Regions from separate parts of the Homo sapiens genome. Here regions 1, 2 and 4 are each linked to region 3. Evidence: chromatin loops called from intact Hi-C (ENCODE). Cell type or tissue: heart right ventricle. All regions are shown on one strand. Region 1 overlaps NMNAT2 (nicotinamide nucleotide adenylyltransferase 2). Region 2 overlaps SMG7 (SMG7 nonsense mediated mRNA decay factor). Region 3 overlaps ARPC5 (actin related protein 2/3 complex subunit 5). Region 4 overlaps SMG7 (SMG7 nonsense mediated mRNA decay factor).

Region 1 (5,000 bases), 310 kb after region 3:
CCCTTTTGGCAACAGCAGGACAGAGGCAGTTCCACTGTTTGGTAAGGAAAGAAACAAAGAACTGTGACCTGCTTGGCTCCTAGTTTCTTTATCTGTAAAATGAAGAGGTTAGGACAGATGACTTTAGATCAACTTCTGTGAATGTTGGTGTAACCCAGGTAAAACATAGCTGTCTCGTGACCCAGTCCTAACATCATGATGTACTCAGAGAAACAACTGTCAGGTATCCAAAAAGTAATTCACAAAGAAATTTTATTTATTCTTGAGATGGAGTCTCGCTCTGTCGCCCAGGCTGGAGTGCAGTTGATCTTGGCTCACTACAACCTCTGCCTCCTGGGTTTAAGCGATTCTCCTGCCTCAGCCTCCCGAGTAGCTGGCATTACAGGCACCCGCCACCACACCTGGCTCATTTTTTGTATTTTTAGTAGAGACAGGGGTTTCACCACGTTGGCCAGGCTGGTCTTGAACTCCTGACCTCAGGGCGATCTGCCCACCTTGGCCTCCCAAAGTGCTGGGATTACAGGCGTGAGCCACCGTGCCTGGCCAGAAATTTTAATCTCTGCCAAAATCTCTCAAAGAATACCAAAAGGATGTTCAACTCAAACTAGAGCAGCACTTCAAAAACTTTATCTTTCTCTGTATATTTCACATATACTACCTCTGAAATACTATCACCTCTCTCCTCATTCCTAACAATTCTCTCTAAGCCCAGAAGATTCTCATCTTGTTTCTCCTCTCATCTCATCCTCAGGATCTATTTATTTCTCCTTCATCAGGAACTCAGAGTTAATTTTTAGAGGAAATCAATTCACCTTGTCTGGTTTCACTCAGTTCGCTCCTTTCCCTTTACCCTAGTTCAGCCAGAGAGACAGCAGCTATCCCAGAATTCCCCGCCATGGGCAGAGAAGGGGAGAGGCTGTTAATAGTGGTGAATAAATGACTTTCCTACCATAATGAGATAAGTCCAGAAAAACGGGAATGAGAGGATGGGAACTGCAGATGCTCAAAGACACGGCAGATCATGGAAAACTCCCTCCCAGGGTCATCTTAAGTTGCATCCCACTCTCAACCCCACAGCTATGGAAGTTCCCCAATTTCTGACTCTTGTCAGATGGAGGAGGAATATCCTGCCGGTTTCCCTGCTGAGGACACATAGAATAGTGGAAACCAAAAAATAAAGGAAGAGAGAAAGAGAGAGGGGAAGAGAGAGAGAGAGGCAGAGGAGAAGAAGGAAAGAAGGAAGAAAGGAAGGAGGGAAGAAACCAAGGATGGCACTGTCACCATGGCAAGTGGAAGCTGAAGGCAGGCCTGGCCTTGGCCAGAGGCGCTGCTGAGAAGGGAAGGATGACCAAGAGTGTCCCAGCCTGCTTGTGACTCTCCTGCTGCCTCTGAGAGAGCTGGCTCAACCTCGAGAACATTGGGGCAGTTCTTGGGTTTTCTAAACAGTGGCATATATCATCTCACTTAAACTTTACAACTGCTTGGAAATGTAGGCACTGTGCTGAAGTGATCTTTTTATAAGTCATTCTCTGGTGTTTATAAGTCTGACTGGTGTGTAAATGCCTCCAGGGCAGGACTTTCATTTTCTAAATTCTTGTATTCCTGGCACTCAGCACGGGTACACAGTAGGTGCTCGATGTTGGCAGAATGGAAGTAACCGGAGCAGATTTTTTGGGGTGAGTCAACTGAGCCCCCAGCCAGTTTCCAGTGGAGTCAGGACTGGGCTCAGCAATCTTGACTTCTACTTCAGCATAGCTTCTGCTGCAGCACAGTGGTAGGTAGTGTGTATGTGGGGGTATGGGGCATGCACACGCCTGTGTCCCCACAAGACAGTAGCATTGCAATGAGGAGAATGCAGGGGCTCTGAGTCCCTATATGATTCCCATTTCTGCCCTTATAAGCAAGTCCTTAACTTCTCATCTATAAATTGTGCTTAATGATACCACCTCCAATAGAGCTGATGTGATGATTCAATAAATAATAACAACAAAATAATGATGTTAAAAATCCATAGCTGGCTTGTACTTCTTTGCCCTTGGCTCTTTCCTGCCCCAGGCTCCCAGGCCCCAAACCTCTGCTCCTGTATCGGATTTTAGGGAGTTCAGCAAAGGTAGAAGTAGAGGTCAGCAGTTTGGGACTTGTTTGATGTGTGTCTCTACAAGCTCTCAGCAGATGGAGCCCGTGGCCTCTGGCTCAAGGCAGGAAGGACTGAGGGTTTTTCCCAGGGAGAGCAGGGTTGTGCAATGATTCTGTCCTGGCCTCCCTAAACCCTCCCTTCTCAGTTCTAGAAACTCTCTGCCCTCAGAAATTCCTCCCCCATCGTCCTGTTTGGGGGATTTCCTTTCTCAAGGCAAACACAATGAATCTCTCTCTGGTTTTGGAAATCCAAAACTGGCCAGGAAAAAATCTTGCAGAGCTGCCCTGACTTCCGAGCACAGAACTCAAGTCATTCCTCCCCACCTGTGGGCCATCACCTCCGCAGTCCCTCTCCTCCCATCCCAAAGACAGAGCCCCATTTCCTCATCTGGCCTGGACTTTTTCTCTAACAGACTGTAGCCTGCAGACAGGCAAGAGGACTTCAGGCTGGGGCACAGAAGTCCCAGTGACACAAAAGTGAGAGGAGGTCTTAGGATCCAGGGCTCAGGCCATGTCACTGGGGTCCCAGGGCCTGCTGGGGAGGTGAGGCAGAGACTTCGCTAGCCTAGGCCGGATGTCTGGGAGTCGAAGCCCAATTTCCCACTGTGTCAGTGGAACTCAGAGCTTCCATAGGGCCATGAGCTTACCTCTGCCCTTAGAATAACTGTTTGTGAAGGCTATAGAACAGTGCCCAGAACATAATAGACACTCAGACGTTTTGGCTATTACAGCTCCTTTAACACTGTATTGTGTTTGTCTGTTTGTGTATTTGTGTCTCACAGTGGGTGCACCACCTGTGACTCTAGTGCTCAGCATAGAATCCAGCCCATAGTGGATGCTAATTTAAATATTTTTTTCTTTTGGACACTGGTCAAGAATCTTTGAATAGCCCCTGTCATTAATCTGGGTAGAAGCCTTTCCCTCTGCTAGTGTCAAAAGCCCTGGGGTTAATAGACTTGGGTGGGGGTTCATGAATCCACTTCCAGCCCTTGGGGTTATCTTAGGCAGTCTCTGGGCCTTCACTTCTTGGCCAGTAAAATGAGAGGAAAACAGAGTCAACTCTAAAAGTCTTCTCGGCTTCCAAAGACTGGCAAGAGGTGACTTGATTGTAGGTGATGAGGGAGTGGGTAAGAGAGTACATAGAAATCCATGGGTCAAGGCCAGGCATGGTGGCTCATGCCTATAATCCCAGCACTTTGGGAGGTTCAGGCAGGAGGATAGCTGGAGCCCAGCAGTTCCAGACCAGCCTGGGCAACATGGTGGTGAGACCTCATCTCCACACACACAAAAAATATTTTAAATTAGCTGAACATGGTGGCTGAATGCCAGCTACTTGAGAGGCTGAGGCAAGAGGATCGCTTGAGCCCAGCAGGATCACTTGAGCCAGGAGGTAGCCACTGTACTTCAGCCTGGGTGACAGACCCTGTCTCAAAAAAGGAAAAAGAAAAAATCCATCAGTCAGGCTCAGGGTATGCTGGAGGATGTGGGCTGAAATACGGGGGGATGAAACTGAGCCTACTTTCTGGGATAAAACGGCTGACCAGCCAGGCCCACCCCACTCTGAGGCTGCCACTTTTGAGGTATGACCCGACGGTTCCCATTTAGAAGAGTCTACTCCACTTTGACACAGGTTACTGGAATTCCCATTTTAGAGACATTCTTCTGGGGAGAGACATTGGGGGCTCTTATTAAAATGTATGTGGATCAGGTAACATTTATCAAATGTGCACAGGTCTAGTGATTAGTAGTGTCTGACTACTAGGTAACAACTAGCTGAGGGCATGGGGGATGGAGATCTGGAACACAGGCATGCCAAGGATGCTGACTTAGAGTCCCAAAATGCAGGACCGGAGGAAAACACCTCAATTTCTATAAGTGGAAAGAAGGGGAATCAGATAAAGGGTTATTTCCAACACATTTTACCTAGTGAATAATATTCCCTATGGCAAGCTCTGCTTACGTTCACTTACCCAATGAATCAATGTTTGCTGAGTATCAACAATATAGAAGGAGCCCTGGTAAGGGCTGTGGGGGAGGAGCTGAGGAAGGCAGCAAGCTGGATGAGACACAGTGCCTGCCCTCCAGAGGGAAGTAAAGTGCCCAGTCCCTCAGGCCCCCGTGCCTGGACAGCTCAGGGGACCGAGGTGCCTGGTGGGGGGCTGGCGAGCCCTGGCTCTGCAGCTGGTACTGCAGCAGCCCAGGAAGAAATCCAGGGCTGCCGTTTGACTCAGCATCTGATCTCCACAGACATGAAAGAAAATGGGTCAGAAAGAATGTGTATGGGGAGGTGAGGGGGCATGGATTTTGCTCTCTTTTCAAGCTGGAGGGCCTGCAGGAGACAGAGGGGCCAGCCCTCTCCTCTTAGCTCCCCACCCCACAGAGCAGCCATTTATGTCAGGGAGGAGTTGGGGGCAACAGACCCTGGGTGACACAGACACTGAGCCCTGCCACCCTTTCCCTCTTCATTGTTCGCATGGCTCTCCATGACCTGTGCCAAAATGAATTCCAGATTCCAGGGAGGAAGTCCCTGGGAACTGGAGCACTCAGGGTCAGTGGGGACTCTGGGCCTGTGATGTCACCTCCATTCCCAAGGAGAGCATGCCTCGCTGCCTCAAACATCCTGATGTGCAGAGGATGTCAGGGATGGACAGAAACAGCCCAAGAACAGAGGTCCTGGCTGACTCCTCTCCCAAGGTGGGTGTTTGATTTTTAGTAATTAAGGAGAAAAAGCTCTAAGAATCAAAAATTAAAGACTTTTGTTATTCTAAATTTGTTGGTTTTTTAGTTCATGGGCTACTCATTTTATTTTTTTATTTTTTTACTTTAAGTTCTGTGGTACATGTGCAGAAAGTGCAGGTTTATTA
Region 2 (5,000 bases), 79 kb after region 3:
CAGAACACAAAAGGTTAATGTGGCTAGTGAGTAAAACAATGCTATGGAGCAAAATGATTAGCATATCTTGTGCTAACAGAGAAACAGATCTTTTAAAAAGTTACTAACATTCACCTGTTTCTCATGAATAAAAAGGGCAAAGAAAGGGACCTCCACTGTCCAAGATAACTGGCTAACCTTGTTCCTCTCAGAGAGCAATTTATTTAAATATCAGTAAACCTATTTTTAAACTTAGATGATTCAGCCCAACTGAGAGGAGTGCTTTGTCTCAGAATTCTCTAACATGCTGTTTTAGAGATTTCTGTACATGGTTTCTTTGCCAGACCATCAGAGTTCAAAATCAGTTACGGAATTCTTCAGCTTCCAAACTAAAACATACTGTGCAACTCTGAGGAGGAAACCAAGAGCTACACCAATACTCAGTGGCATTCTATAGTACTAACGAATAAGAGTGGCCTTTTTATAAGATCTATTTGAGATATTCAAAAGACAGTCAACCTCAGACCTATCTCCAAATTGCCTGGTGATAGGAAAGAACACACACCTCAAACGGCATTCTGGGTACAGGATCCTGCTCTGGACGGAAGACTCCTGGTGACCGTTTGCCCCTGCGGTCTATGTTTGCTTGCTGTGCCATTACAGATCTGTTATCAGCCATGCTGTAGGAAGAATCCCAGTAGAATTCTGGGACCTTGACTTCTGAGGGATTATGGTTATATGGCTCCATGGGAAAAGGCTTCATTTTTTTTTCTAGAGGCTGCTGCTGCATTACAGGAGGTTGCAATGACGGCTCAAACAGTTTTATGGGGTCTTGGGTCTGAAGGTAGTAGGGCTGTTTCACAGGCATAATTTTCCCTAATGGGCCTTGAACCTGAGGGGGATTCCACAGCTGTTTGGAGGCATCTGCCTGTTGATACTAAAAAAGAGACGCCTGTCATAAAGGTGAGGATAAAATGCAATATTACTTATAATGAATGCTAAAGAATCACAGAATGAACTTGGGGTGTTTTCCAACCAACAAAACTCTAGGCAAGGCAGCAGTTTCCTTTACCTTTTGGGCTATTCAATACTCAGAGCTTTTTGGAAACAGATTATGGGCACCACACTCATATTTTCTTTTAATTCAACTATTTAAGAGGTTTAATGAATGAATGAATATATTTGCATAAGAGTGTTTGTTTCCCCTTTCTGCTTCAAGTGCTGTGCTTCCAACGACAACATTTAAGATTGGTGTCACATCTGTCTTAGCACCTCATCAAGACTGTGATTCTATTTCCCTAGTAGTTTATGTTCCTATAGGAGAATTATTTGCAGAAAATCCATTTTCAATAAAATGGACACTTAGTAGCAGCCAAGAATGGTACTTAAGATCTAGTATTTTATCCTTTACAAGAGTAAGGAAAACATTTGAACTTTCATAAACAGTAGAGACAATACTTTTGTTTTCCCATAATCACTATAAATCTAAGCAAGAAGTATGTCAAAGTTTAATGAGCATTTCTAACATTGAATCTTTCAGCATTTCCCCTTATTTCATTCAGCTGGATAGTACACACAACTGTAACTTACCTGCTGGAATCCAGAGTGGTGAGGCGGGCTTTTCCCCAAAGCCGGCACAGCTTTTGTAGGGGATTGTTGTTGCTGAGTTAGAGCTTGAACCTGCAGCTGGCTTGTAGACTGTGCTGTTGGCTGAGCTGGTAAAGATGTAAGGGGTTGCTGGGAAGGTGGCTGTGATTGTTGAGGTCCCTGGTTCATTGGCCCTGGTCCAGAGGGCCGTTGCTGGCTGTAAGGAATGTGGGACTGTTTCCCAGCTTGCACCTGGTTTCCTGCTGGAGAGTGAGCTGTAGGCTGAAGAAAGGTTCCTGGGACAGAAACACCAGCTGGGAAGGTGTAACCTGAGCCCATAGAAAATGCCACAGGCGGGGGGATAACATATGTTGGGGGCGGAAACCCTTCAAAACAGAAGAACACAGCTTTAGTTTTAAGGAAACAGCAAAAAATTGCAAAAAAAGTCATTTTTTTTTTAACAGGTAGGTAGAGGGAGTCTTCTAACACATCACAAAAGAGATTAGTCATGTTGTCAATCTTTAACTTGATTTGAAGAACTAAAAATAGACTTGATATTTTTCCTCTATCCACTGAAGTAATCAGTGTTCTGTGAGTAGCTTCTGTATTTAGTGATAGGATTTCCTTCATAATAACAAACATGCACTTGTATGTACACTACACACAAACAGTTCAAAAATAATTTTATAAGTATTAGGGAAAATAGAACTTTTTATGGCTTAGTAACATTACTCCAACAGAAAACACATTTCTCAGTGACTGAATAGAAATTCTTGCACAGAAAAGATTAAGTAGAAGAAATTACAAAACATATTTACCTGGCCTGCTGGGAAGAGGAGGGAAGGCTCCAGGGTGATGAATGGGGATGAACTGGGAGTTACTTGCTTGAGTTGGGGTTTGAGTTACAGGTGTTTTTCTGGCTTCAGACACTGGAGTCTTTCTTAGTTCTGTCTGGGATTTTACCTGTAACCAATAGAAGCAAAACTATCTATAATAAATTGAAACTCAAATGTGCTAGAAAGAAGACCCTACTCCTAAGAAAGTATTTAAAACCTCATTAGATCAAAAAGTACATGCTGAAGATATTTAAATTCACCTAAGTTAAAAATGGAAAATCAAAGCAAATTATTTAATAGCCAATAAAAGATAATTTTACTATCTTAGTTTTACTAATTATTTTGCTTTCCCATGATCACAAAAATCCAAAAATGTAAAGGACCTTAGAGCCCATTTGTTTTACAAATGAGATGCCTGATGCTAACAAGTTGAAAAAAACTTGTCTATGACTTTAAGTTGCTTGTTCTGGGGCCCAGGGTTCTCTATACTCTAATTCATTAAACGACATACATGAATTATGAACTAATAATGACTATTAACCCATAGGTGAGTTATTTTGGCCCTCAGTTTGATTTCATCTGGGTAGCCATATGTGCAGTCAGGCATCCACCTTCCACCCTGCAACTTTACCACCCTTCAGAATAAATAAGGATACTTTCAGCAGTAAGGAACAGGCCCTGAGATCCTATAGATGGAGCCAGAGAGTAGATGTCATATGCACTGCTCAAAGTTGAGCAAAATGAGGGAACATGAGTAGCATTTATAGAAAACCCAGGACGAGGTACAGAGTGTGGTGATATGTTTACTCTTTCTTTCTTTAATCATTTATAGGTGATTTGAGATGGATGAGAAACCAAAAAAGGAGATTGTATTTTCAGTCTGGACCTTATTGTGAGCAGTTACAGAGAATGGAGGAAAGGTAAACAGAAAATGCTGGACTCATTATCTCTAAAACTCGGATCCTTTGGCTTTCTAGTTCATTTTTTTTTTTCTTGCCTTTCCCTAGCATCTCTCTCTCTCCCCTATGTCTTAATTTCTACCTTGTCTTTCTGTTTCTCTCCTTGCTATAATGTTAAAATGGAACTATTATTTTCTTATTTCTCTTTCTCAAAAAAATTAGAGAAATACTTCAAAGGTACTATTTATTTGTAAGCAGCCTTCAACAATGTAAAGTTTCTCATGCAAACACATACATTTGCTAAAATGTGTTAACAACTCACATGGCTGCTTAAGTATTTATTCAAACATTAATAGTATTAATAAAACCATCACAGAATAAAGGCCCTTTTCTGTTTACATGAAACCATCTTTTCTATTTGGGAAAATATATTAATAAAAAGAAAGTCACAAATAACTGAGCAGTGCTTATCTTTTCCCAGCAAGAAACCTGGGTTCTTCCTTTATAAATTCCCAGGATCCAGGATAAGATTAAAGTGATATTAATACCAATAGCCGGGACAAGTATAATTGTCAATAAAAAAGTCTCATATTTTTCCAAGAAAAAAAATACACACACACACACACACACACACACACACACACACACACACATATATATATATTATAGTGAATCTAAAAAAAAAAACTGCATAAGCCTTAATATACTCTTGGTTCTACTGGATCTACAGAAGACCCCAAATCTCCACTATAGCATTGACAAATGGTAGTTATATCTTCTAAATAAAATATAATCCTGTGTGAAACTGACAACTCTGCAACTAATCCTTTCAAACTGCTTAAATTGGTGAAGACTGACGAAAGTGTCAAATCAGGCTGAGATTTTTTTTTCACTCACAATTCCCAAGAATTGAAAAAGTAACCATCTATCACAGCTCTTTATATAACCTTACTATGCAATTAAATAATGCATTTAAACTTCCAGGACGGCCAATTCTCATGGCTTTAGAACAAAATGAAAAATCTTGCCTTTTGTGTGAGCCTTCCTCTACCTGCTTTATAGTTCAAATACAGCTTACCTGCACTGCCACATTCTGCTTTCCTGTTTCCTGTAACTTTTCTAAGGTGCATTTCTTGGTTTCAGTTTTCCTCTTGTTGTTGTCCTTCTTTCCATCATTCTTAGTTACAGTTATTCCTTTGCTATAGTCCCTTCTCACCTCTTTGGGAGGAAAACTTCTTCCTTGGTCTCTGTTCACTTCTCGTGTCTTAATGTTTTCTTTGAAGGTAACCACTGGCTTCTCTCCTGTGTCACAGTTGTTGCTTAAATTTCGGCTTGTAGATAGCACTGATTTTAGCCCTGGGCTCCCATCTGCAGCCAGCGACTCTATCACAGATGTTTCTTGCAGAATGAGGTTCTCTTTGGCTTCACTGGGGTCTTCCAGTATTAATTCTGGGATTTCTGTGATAAACAACAATTTCCCTACCTCATTTTCACACTGAATCAGCCTAAAAAAGCAAAAATAAATCCATATATAAAAAACATTAACTTAAAAAATAACAACTGAATTGTGTGTGGATCCAAGTCAATATATTCCTAGCACTAATAACCATGAAAACAGCAGGATATAACAATGTGGATTCAGGTAACACAAAAAGTAGTTATGTAGAAACTGAGGTTCTCATTATCACACTTAACATCG
Region 3 (5,000 bases):
GCAGTCATTCACTCCCAGCCTCCAAAATTCTCTTTCTTTCACCTCAAATCTATTTCTTGTACTTACCTACTCACAGCGACTTCTGTTTGCTTTCGATCTTCACCTGACTAGATTCCCACTTTAAAACACTTCCAGGCAATTCAGGGTCCTATGGGTGAAGATAAGCTAAGCAATAGGTATTATTCTTAAATATTACTTAGAGATGGGGACTTGCTATGCTGCCCAGGCTGGAGTGCAGTGGCTGTTCACAGGTGTGATCATAGTGCACTGAGGCCTCAAACTCCTGGCTTCAAGCAGTCCTGCCTCAGCCTCCCGAAAAGGTGGAACTACAGGCACATGCCACTGTGCCTTAGCCAATAGGTATTAGAGGTAGTCAAGTAGGTATAGCATAACCAATTACAAACTTTAAAATCAAATGATACTGAATGCTTTTTCATAAAATCCTTCTTAACATCACTTTCATAACTGAAGCGTTTGGAAAAATTCTGGAGTTCATATTTGTTCACAAGAATGGGTGGGTGTATTTAGAATCTGCCAGTCTATCAGCTTTACTGAGGGGAGATACTAAAAATATTTAACAAGTAGTATAATATAGAGACCGAGTCAAAATGGATACTAGCTGGAAACAACTGGTTCAACTGTTGCCTCCTGACTAAATGTCAGCCCAGGGTATAGTAACCATGACACAGTACTATCCTTGGTGAAGAGTTGGGAATAGGATTAATTGCGGAAAAAATATATATAAATGCCATAGGACACTTTTAGCACAAAAGTAGTTGTTTACCTCCCATTCTCCTCCTTTAATCTCAGTGCTTTTACTATTTGGTTTCTTTTTTGGCATTTTACAAAAGGGAAGAAATGGAAAACATACCCCTTCTTGGTCATTGGGTAACAGCACCATTTCGGTAACAGTCATACTTGATGACAAGTATGATGATATTTTAAGGACATGAACATGGGTGAAATCAATGTGTAGATGGTACAAATTAACCGAATTCTTTTTAAAGCATTTCCTGTGGATCCCAGGATCATGAGGACATAACAGAAGAATAAGGTCTGAATCTTGTTCACCAGTTTGCTCTCAGCCTAATTGGGAAGTAAGGTTAAGCACCTGAAAATTATGTCATACAAAAAAAAAGAGAATTAACGTCATACAATTTAGCATTTGACTGTAAATGCAGTTAGTCAATGTTGGGAGAACAACAAAATCAGGGTGGATCAGAGTATTTAAAGTGAGACATTAATTTGAACTAATCCTTTGGAGGGGCAGAAAGGACAAACGGTCCAAGTGAAATGAACAGAGTAGAAAGAGAAAGTTAAAAGTGGGTTTAATAGTCACTGTTCTTGCAGTTTTAATGTTTTTTGTTTTGTTTTGTTTTGTTTTGTTTTGTTTTGTTTTTTTTGAGACAGAGTCTCGCTCTGTGGCCCAGGCGGGAGTGCAGTGGCGCGATCTCGGCTCACTGCAAGCTCTGCCTCCTGGGTTCACGCCATTCTCCTGCCTCAGCCTCCCAAGTAGCTGGGACTACAGGCGCCCGCCACCACGCCCGGCTAATTTTTTGTATTTTTAGTAGAGACGGGGTTTCATTCACCGTGTTAGCCAGGATGGTCTCGATCTCCTGACCTCGTGATCCGCCCACCTCGGCCTCCCAAAGTGCTGGGATTACATGCGTGAGCCACCGCGCCCAGCTGCAGTTTTAATGTTTTTAACATAAGAATTCTAGATGGTGCAAATTATTAACAGGATCAGAAACTATCTCCGTGATAGATTCAAGAAAGTAAAATTATAGGAAATCATAATGTTTTATTAGCTGAAATAGACATTGATGATCACTTAGTTTAACCCCATGTATAAAGGTAAAAAAGAAAATTAATTAATTAATTTTTTTTTTTTGAGATGGAGTCTTGCTCTGTTGCTCAGGCTGGAGTGCAATGGCACAATCTCGGCTCACTGCAGCCTCCACCTCCCAGGCTCAAGCGATTCTCCTGCCTCAGCCTCCTGAGTAGCTCGGATTACAGGCACGCATCACCGTGCCCAGCTAATTTTTGTATTTTTAGGAGAGATGGGGTTTCACCATGTTGCCCAGGCTGGTCTTGAACTCCTGACCTCAGGTGATCCACCCTCCTCCGCCTCCCAAAGCACTGGGATTACAGGCGTGACCACCGCGCCCAGCCAGATTGATTAATTTTTAGATACACAATTTTTCCTTTAGATTTACAACTAACATCCCCTTACAGACAAAATATGTTAAAAGCACCAAAATAATTGAAAAACACACCCAATTAAGGAACAGACCAACGGCCTCTGTAGAACCAAGTGCCCTTAAACAAGGCTGCTTCTGTCCATATTCCTGCCGCGGGACCTCTGCCCCACTCCCTCTCCCCCTCACCCCAATGTCACTAGTACAATATGTGAAAACCCCAATGTGAAAACGTTCTGTGCAGGTGCCTCTTGTATGATTCCAGATATGGAGGAGGCCCGGGAAGCCCACAGAGGTACAGCATGTCATCTGCCTCAAGGTGGTGCTACTTCACCACATTGATGATCCAACCACAAGCAACATGGGACACAGCATTCACTTTAACATTTCTATTTTCCTTTATCATTTCTGTTACTTGAGTGTGTAAGAGTAATCAACATAAATAATCTATGTTTACATCTCTTATTTCTCTCTGAAACAGTTCCCTAGAATCCACACCACATGAAACACAAATTGAGTAGTGTATGACCCACCTGAATTCCAAAGCATTCTAAAACTCCCGTATTTTCCAGCCTAGCAGTTAGCTCCTGCTCTGCAAGACACACCCTCTTGACCTTGCTGCTAGACTGTATGGGCCCCCTGAAGTCATAGTAGCTGGCTCTTACTCATCCCCACATTCACTTGGCATAGTTGATGTTCAACAAATATCTCTTGGTTGCATAACATTGAACGAGCCAAGTCACCTAAGAAATCCTTAATTTATACACAGGTTCTTAGGGTACCTGAATAGGGCAACACATCAGAAGTACAAATTGAGAACTATACAAAGAGTAAAATAATTCTTGGGTTCAAATACCCTAGAGCCAATCAAGTTTAGTCACAAAGAATTTCAATTCACTTCAATGTGGACAGTTAAGAAGGGAATTTATCAGCCTTAGGTGGAAATCAGAGCCACCATGAGTACCACGTGCAGCCCCTATAGTGTTTAGCTTTGCCAGAAGTCACCAGAGAAAGTGGCTGAGGAACAGAATTCCAGCTCATATCTGGCTAACAGTGGCACTATGGGAGTTTATATGATCTGTTCATTATTCTGTGGCATCACCTTCTAAGAGCAGAGATGTGACCCAATACCCCTTGTTTTCCTTAAAGATAACCATTAAATTATATCCATGAATTTATATCACCGTCCTTGACTTTATACGTAGATTTTTCTAATTCTGTCAACCCTTAGGGTAATGAATAACTTAAATGGCCAATGCCTCTGAATAACATCATACTTCCTTTTGTTTCTCCAAAAATTGAATCAAGATGCCAGGGCAACTAAGATTTTCTTCAATTTGCTAAGTTAAAGGTCAGTGTATTCATTAGCCAATGGTTCTGTATTTTATTCATTTTAGTTTTTATTCGTTTTCAAATAATTTGTTCATATTGTTCAATATTCAAAAGGTAAGAAATATGTACTGTGGTAATTTTCCATTCCACCCTAGTTCCTCTTTTGACAACCAACTATTGTCACTTAATTCTTAGGCATCCTTCCAGATACAGTGTATGCATTTACAGGCAAATACCTATATAAGATTTTACCCCTTTGTGTACATAAATACTAACATACTATATATAGTGTTCTGTTCCTTGCTTTTTTCATTAACAGTATATTTTGGTGGTAATTTCCTATCAATACATAAAGAACTTCCTTATTCCCTTCAGAGGCATTTGAACCAGAGCAATTCCTTCTTGAATAGAAGCTGGGTAAAATAAGGCTGAGACCTACTGGGCTGCATTCCCAGATGGTTAAGGCATTCTAAGTCACAGGATGAGATAGGAGGTCAACACAAGATACCGGTCATAAAGACCTTGCTGATAAAACAGTTTGCAGTAAAGAAGCTGGCCAAAACCCACCAAATCCAAGATGGCAATGAAAGTGACCTCTGCCTCTGGCCATCCTCACCGCTACGCTCCCACCGGCACCATGACAGTTTACAAATGCCATGGCAACATCAGGAAGTTATCCTATATGGTCTAAAAAGGGGAGGCATGAATAATACACCCCTTGTTTAGCATATCATCAAGAAATAACCGTTAAAATGGGCAACCAGCAGCCCTCGGGGCTGCTCTGCCTATGGAGTAGCCATTCTTTATTCCTTTACTTTCTTAATAAACTTGCTTTAACTTTACAGACTGGCCTTGAATTCTTTCTTGTGTGAGATCCAAGAACGCTCACTTGGGGTCTGGATTGGGACCACTTTCCGATAACAATTTTATTTTTATGACTGCATAATAATTCTATTATATAAATAAATGTACCATAATTTACTTAACCATTTCCCTATTGATTTAGGTGGTTTCTGATCTTTTGCAGTTACAAACAGTGCTACAGTGAATAGCATTATACACAAGTCATTTTACATATGTTCAAGCCTATTTGTAGATCAATTCCTAAAAGTGAAAGTTAAGGTCAGTTGGAGGGCATTTAAGGGAGATATTGCTAAATTGCCTTTCTTAAAGGTTTTATCAATTATACTTTCTCCAGCCGTGTAGAAGAATGCATGTTTTCCCACCCCTTTACCTATTCTATGTGTTTGTCATAAAACATTTTTTAATCTTTTCAAATCTGATGTTTTAAAAATGGTATCATATATTTGCATTTCTCTTAATGTAAATGAGATTGCACATCTTTTCACATGCCTAATAGCCAGTTGTATTTTCTTTTCTATATTTTTGTATTTCTATATTTTCTTTGCCCTTTTGATGGTCTTTTTCTTACTGATTTGTAGGAGCTCTTTTCAACAGGAATGTCAAATA
Region 4 (5,000 bases), 72 kb after region 3:
GGAATCCCGCCCCAAGAGTCAGAAAACATTCCAAACACCAAATTCTCATGCAGAATGGGGCTTTAGATAGGAGCTGGGTATTACTGGGAGTGAGATGGTAAACCTGGTTAGCTTGTCTAGGGCGCAAGAATCAGTGACAGTTCAAACACTGGAATGTTGCAGCTGCCTGAATGCAGAGCTCAAACACACAAACTGGGTAAAGGTAGTAGGAAAAAGGCTTGGGAAGAGGAGAGAAAGGTGGACACAGGGAAGGGGCTGAAGAGAAGCACAAAAGGTTTCATATTGCCATTGGGTAGGGGGCTTCACCTTTTCAGACCTTTCAAAAAAACAAAACCCAAACACCATGTCAAACTAAAAGAGCAATAATGTAAGCATACGGGGCGGGGGGGGCTCCAACCACTCTCTCTGAAGAGCAATGAGCGTTATCTCACCCCTTTTCATTGCTGGGGTTGCCCAGACTGCAGTGACAACTGGGGCTCCTGGATGTGCTTTGCTCTACAGCTGTCTTCCAGCTCTTAAGTTCCACACTAACTCCATACACTCGCACACACAACCCCTCCCCTCTGGGACAGCAGATGGGCACGTGTGTGTACACAAACATACAGACACACAAAGGAGAGACCTCCCAGAAAATAAACCCTACCACTAGCACAGCAATTGAACAATTAGATTGTTTCCATAATTTCCCCTTAAAATATTACTTTTCCAGGAAATGACTAACAGAAATGCTGTCCTTCTGTTTCTACACAAGAACATTTTCAGTCCTCTTTCCTCCTAATAAATATCATACAAAGAGTTTATTTTCCTTTCTTTCGTCTCTTCCAAAATGGACGACGTCGTGTTTTCTTCTGTGCCTGATGGGCACATGTCCGTGCTGCCTTGAATTTCACTCTGAAAGTGGAGGCTGGGAGACTGCAGCTGGGCAGGGGCCTGGGCCCTCTGTGGGCTACGCAGATACTGCTGCTTCCTTCCTCTTCAGACTGTCTTTTGGGCCCCAACTGCTGGACCCCATGCTGTTGCTTCTTGGGGAGATGTGATGTTGCACACATTAGGAATAAAAACAATTACTAGCATACAGCATTGGGTAAAAGAAGGGATGGAGATGGGGCAGGAGGGTGGGAAGTAGAATGGGGGCACAAAAACCAACCAAAGAAAAAATAACCACACTGAAAGCTTCTACCTATTAGAACGTGTCAGGCTGTGAATGGACTAGCCTGCCTTCTGTGAGACTGCTTGCTGTGCGACTGTAAAATGTACAGGAATCAAAAACGTAATTTGAAATCCTACAGCAGTCTACCTGCTAGTCCAGCCCAGCACCACCACCCACACTGTATCCTCGATTGGGGCTCGAGCACCTACAGAGTGAAGGGCATTCCCTGCTGGAGTCTCCTGGCCAGAGGAAGGCCTACCAGAGCCTTCTGACAGGCCTTGAACTCTCCCTTATGGAACATTTCCACTGGCTGAAGAGGTCGGTTCCCCATCCTGTCACCACCAACCTCTCACAGGAGCAGTGAACGGGGCTTTCCTTGCTACACACTGACTAGAAGCACACCTGTGTATGGAAGAATTCAGTGTGATATTTTACTACTGAGAGTAATAATAATAAAAGATGTTTAAGAATAATTTCAACTACATTCTCAGTCAGCAAAGCAATCATTAATGGATTCCTATTTTATTCCCCAAAGAGGAAAAAAGGACTGAGAAGTTCCCATTGGCTTCTCCCATCTGCCTTCCCTTCTCAGCTTTCACTTCCCATGTGGCTGGGGACATGCACGATGGAGAAGGTGAGAGGCGGTGATACCAAGTAACTGAGTGAGATAAACAGCAGTTCCTCTCTCTCTCCCTCCGGAGGGCCCCGGGGGGACGGAGAGTTCCTGATGGATTTTTCTTTTTGTTGCACTGCGAACATTTCGTGCACACTCAGCGGGCTGGTGGAATACTTACACCCTCTTGACAGCGAGAAACAGAAAAGAGGGCTGCCACCTGCAGGGGACTGTGTGGGCCAGTCCTGCAAACCCAACATGCCATGGTTTATGGAGCCTTCATTCCCAGGTTGCCACTTTGGCCTCAGTGTGGAGGGTTCATGGTGCCTTGTCCCCGTTGCTGTTTCTGCTTCTGCTGCATTAACAGCTGCTCCAGAGCAGAAGGTCCAGGATGCATCATGGAACTGGACCAGATAGACTGAAAAACAGTCCAGATCTTGTCAGCAGAGGTCAAATGCCAAGTTGTCTGAAAGGGATTTTTCAATCCCAGCCAAATATAAAGGCATATATATGGCCCCAAAACCCAACCCCACTCCCCATAAAAATCCAGCTATTAGAAAAAGTCATTATAAGACTCTTAAAGCTAGTTAGTTTCCATTAAGACTATTTTAAACCAGAAGAAGTGAAATCACATTTTATGTCAAGTCTTTTTACTGAAACTCAGCTGTATGTGGTACCACACAGGGCATTTACTATAAAGTTTTCAGGCAAATAAAACATTTCTAAAATTAGATACTCTTATTTTGTCAGAAAAGGCTTAAATCAAACATTCCAAAATGAATCAGAATTTTCTTAACCTTAGAATGAAACTAAAACCTTTGTTTTTGTCCTCCTGAAGATACTGCTTTACCACTAGTGAATTCAGAAATTAAAAATTATCACTCAAGAATCTTGTAAGGCAGACCATGTTTCTAGGACTTTGTTATATATGTGCTATGTATCAGTCAACTCCGAGGGCCTGAGAAGTCTAGCTATTTATGTGAATGAAAGCAGAGACACCTTTGCTGTAATAATCTTGTGGTTCTTGTTCCTGAAATCTACTCACCTTTAGGCTTTCCATGAGGACAGCAGAGGAATCCTCCATGGAAGGGCCATGGCCTGTCCAGGTGCCACTCGGAGTGCTGGCCTGATGCCAACTGCTCTCAGAGGATGACGTTGCTGAGAGATAATCAATGCCAAACCCACCCATGGCTAAGGGATGAAAAGAGATAAGAAAAATTCAAGAAGATGTTCTATCACTGCCAATTGCCAGACCCCAGGGAAGGATAGAGTAAATTCTTTCAATTTTGCCTGGCAATGAAATGTAGATCTCACCTGGCTTATCAGTTTTCCACCGATCTGCAGTCCTTCTATCCCTGTTATCTGGAGTCCCAATGGGTCCAAAATTGGAGAATGGAACAGAATTATGGTTGTGTGTTGGAGGAGAGCTGGGTAGGCTGCTTGGGTTAGAGGAATGAGGAGACTGGCTGGCTGGTGTTGAATGATCTATTAAATAATAGCAACACAGGATATAGTAAATCATTGTTTCACAAACATACAAAGAACTACAGGTTCCTGTAGATCTGATCACTAAAATTCTACTAACAATAACCACAGGGCTTTGAAGGAAAGGGAAACTAAAGGCTCCAAAGAGATCTGCTAGATGCACTAATTTGCCCTGCCACACATATCTAAGGCATATTCTTCGCCTTAAAAAAGCAAAATAAAATAGTAGGCAATTTTTGTCAACTGAATGAATGCCCTATTCTCACACGGCTATTTCAGATACATGTTTATTGGTCTTATGTATCAGAAAGAATTTGCTAACCTTAAGAATTACTATTAAGTCAGACTCTAAGTTAAAAATCTCAATTTTAAAAAGTGCAGAGCTGGGCACAGTGGTGTGCACCTGTAGTCCCAGCTACTTGGGAGGCTGAGATGGAAGGACTGCTTGAGCCCAGGAGTTTGAGTCTAGAGTGGGCAACACCACAAGACACTGTCTCAAAAAAAAAAGTGCAATTTTTCTGCAAAGAATGAACACCTACAAATAAAACTAAAAAGCAGCTGAGAACCATAAGATAGAACCTCTATTTTCTCCCTTACATCTCTGCTGGCTACTGAGGATGTAAAAAGTTTTGTCAGTAGCATTTATTACATAAACCGGCTTCTTCTTTTTTTTTTTCTATTTCCTTTCAGAAGTTACAAAAACAAACAAACAAAAAATAAAAATAACCCAACAAATGATATATTTGTAATTACAGAATCTCACTATCCCTTAATCAATCTGAGTGTACAGGAAATGTAAGGTCTATAATTTAAAGAGTAGTTAATACCTGAACTGGCAGGAAGTGATGGAGACCACGGAGTCCCTTCAAAAAGGGAATACAGAGATGTTTCCTGGGGGGCCATTGAGGGACTGAGTTCTGCTTTGGAGCTGGATGTCAGGTTTTTCCCATATACCTCATTGAACATACTATTATTTGGGTATCTTTCCTGAAAGACATGACAGTGAAGTTATAAACTCACCCCAAGGAAAGAGATTTGAGAAAATCCAATGTCTTGTTCATGGATGCTTGGTACACCTTAAGCTTTTCTTAGGAAGAGAAATTTTGAAGGCTTTTATTTCTTTTTGTTTCAATTTTCCAGTCAAATTAATTTTCCTCTTTGCTTTCTCTCACCCTTAAATTTGCTCTGTGTAAACTATCCAGGTTGAAAATGTGAATAATTTATTTGGCTCAAAAAGAGAGCCCTAAGGGTTTCAATATTAATGAGAAGTTAAAGGGTTTTAATTCATGATGTACAAGTCACTAGTATGCCCCAATCAGAGACAAGGGGGATAAAATCAAATATCTGGAATACACTAATACATGGAAAATAAAGAAAAAACAGACATACTGAAACAGTATGAGAAAGACAATGATCAGTCTACACTAAAAGCACACAGCAGGATTCTTCATTGTTCACCTACCTGATTGAGAGAGAATCCGGTGAGGGACAGGAAAGAGGATGAATGTGACATGAGCTCTGAGGGCTTCTCCAATAAGGATTTCTTCACAGTCCCAGAAAAAAAGGTAATTAAGTTATACCTTCTATTTTCTTAATATTAATCTTACCATACTATGGAACCAAAGCAAAAGCATGCCTGTATTCGCCCACTGAGTACAATTTGAGGCTCAGAAGATGTGAATTCAAATCTGTTAACACCAAGACACCGCCTAAGTGCCAGTTGCCACAGGTGCATAGAATCCTCCTTTTAGA

What was found. A loop is a pair of places that touch in the nucleus more often than their neighbours do. Peaks named below come from ENCODE experiments on the same cell type or tissue, not always from the same donor. Only the 100,000 strongest peaks of a DNase experiment are listed, where the experiment ranks them.
Region 1: a loop joins it to region 3, with 3 times the contacts of the local background. A loop is called at or near these places in 5 of 110 quality-filtered maps.
Region 2: a loop joins it to region 3, with 3 times the contacts of the local background. A loop is called at or near these places in 38 of 110 quality-filtered maps.
Region 4: it touches region 3 in a loop (2.2-fold over the local background); 39 of 110 quality-filtered maps call a loop at or near these places.

What each region holds. Positions count from the first base shown.
Region 1 is chr1:183,315,866-183,320,865 of GRCh38, reverse strand. The region is part of intron 1 of NMNAT2 (nicotinamide nucleotide adenylyltransferase 2); the gene reads left to right. Among named protein-coding and RNA genes, the nearest start is that of NMNAT2, 100 kb to the left of the region's middle. In heart right ventricle, a CTCF peak has its summit at 2,159 (motif pointing right); a DNase peak (open chromatin) is centred at 2,195; H3K27ac peaks cover 3,969 bases.
Region 2 is chr1:183,541,882-183,546,881 of GRCh38, reverse strand. It overlaps SMG7 (SMG7 nonsense mediated mRNA decay factor), which reads right to left. Exons shown (of 23, transcript NM_001375584.1): 14 at 4,380-4,806; 15 at 2,385-2,529; 16 at 1,570-1,952; 17 at 545-916. Among named protein-coding and RNA genes, the nearest start is that of NCF2, 46 kb to the left of the region's middle. RefSeq lists a silencer at 2,971-3,020. In heart right ventricle, CTCF peaks have their summits at 2,881 and 3,089; no DNase peak of the experiment used is centred here; H3K27ac peaks cover 3,573 bases.
Region 3 is chr1:183,620,914-183,625,913 of GRCh38, reverse strand. It overlaps ARPC5 (actin related protein 2/3 complex subunit 5), which reads left to right. Exons shown (of 4, transcript NM_005717.4): 4 at 1-5,000. Among named protein-coding and RNA genes, the nearest start is that of ARPC5, 12 kb to the left of the region's middle. In heart right ventricle, a CTCF peak has its summit at 2,518 (motif pointing right); a DNase peak (open chromatin) is centred at 2,483; H3K27ac peaks cover 2,307 bases.
Region 4 is chr1:183,548,999-183,553,998 of GRCh38, reverse strand. It overlaps SMG7 (SMG7 nonsense mediated mRNA decay factor), which reads right to left. Exons shown (of 23, transcript NM_001375584.1): 19 at 4,711-4,791; 20 at 4,076-4,235; 21 at 3,078-3,248; 22 at 2,809-2,954; 23 at 1-2,181. The coding sequence ends at 2,068. Among named protein-coding and RNA genes, the nearest start is that of NCF2, 39 kb to the left of the region's middle. In heart right ventricle, a CTCF peak has its summit at 2,011 (motif pointing left); no DNase peak of the experiment used is centred here; H3K27ac peaks cover 2,521 bases.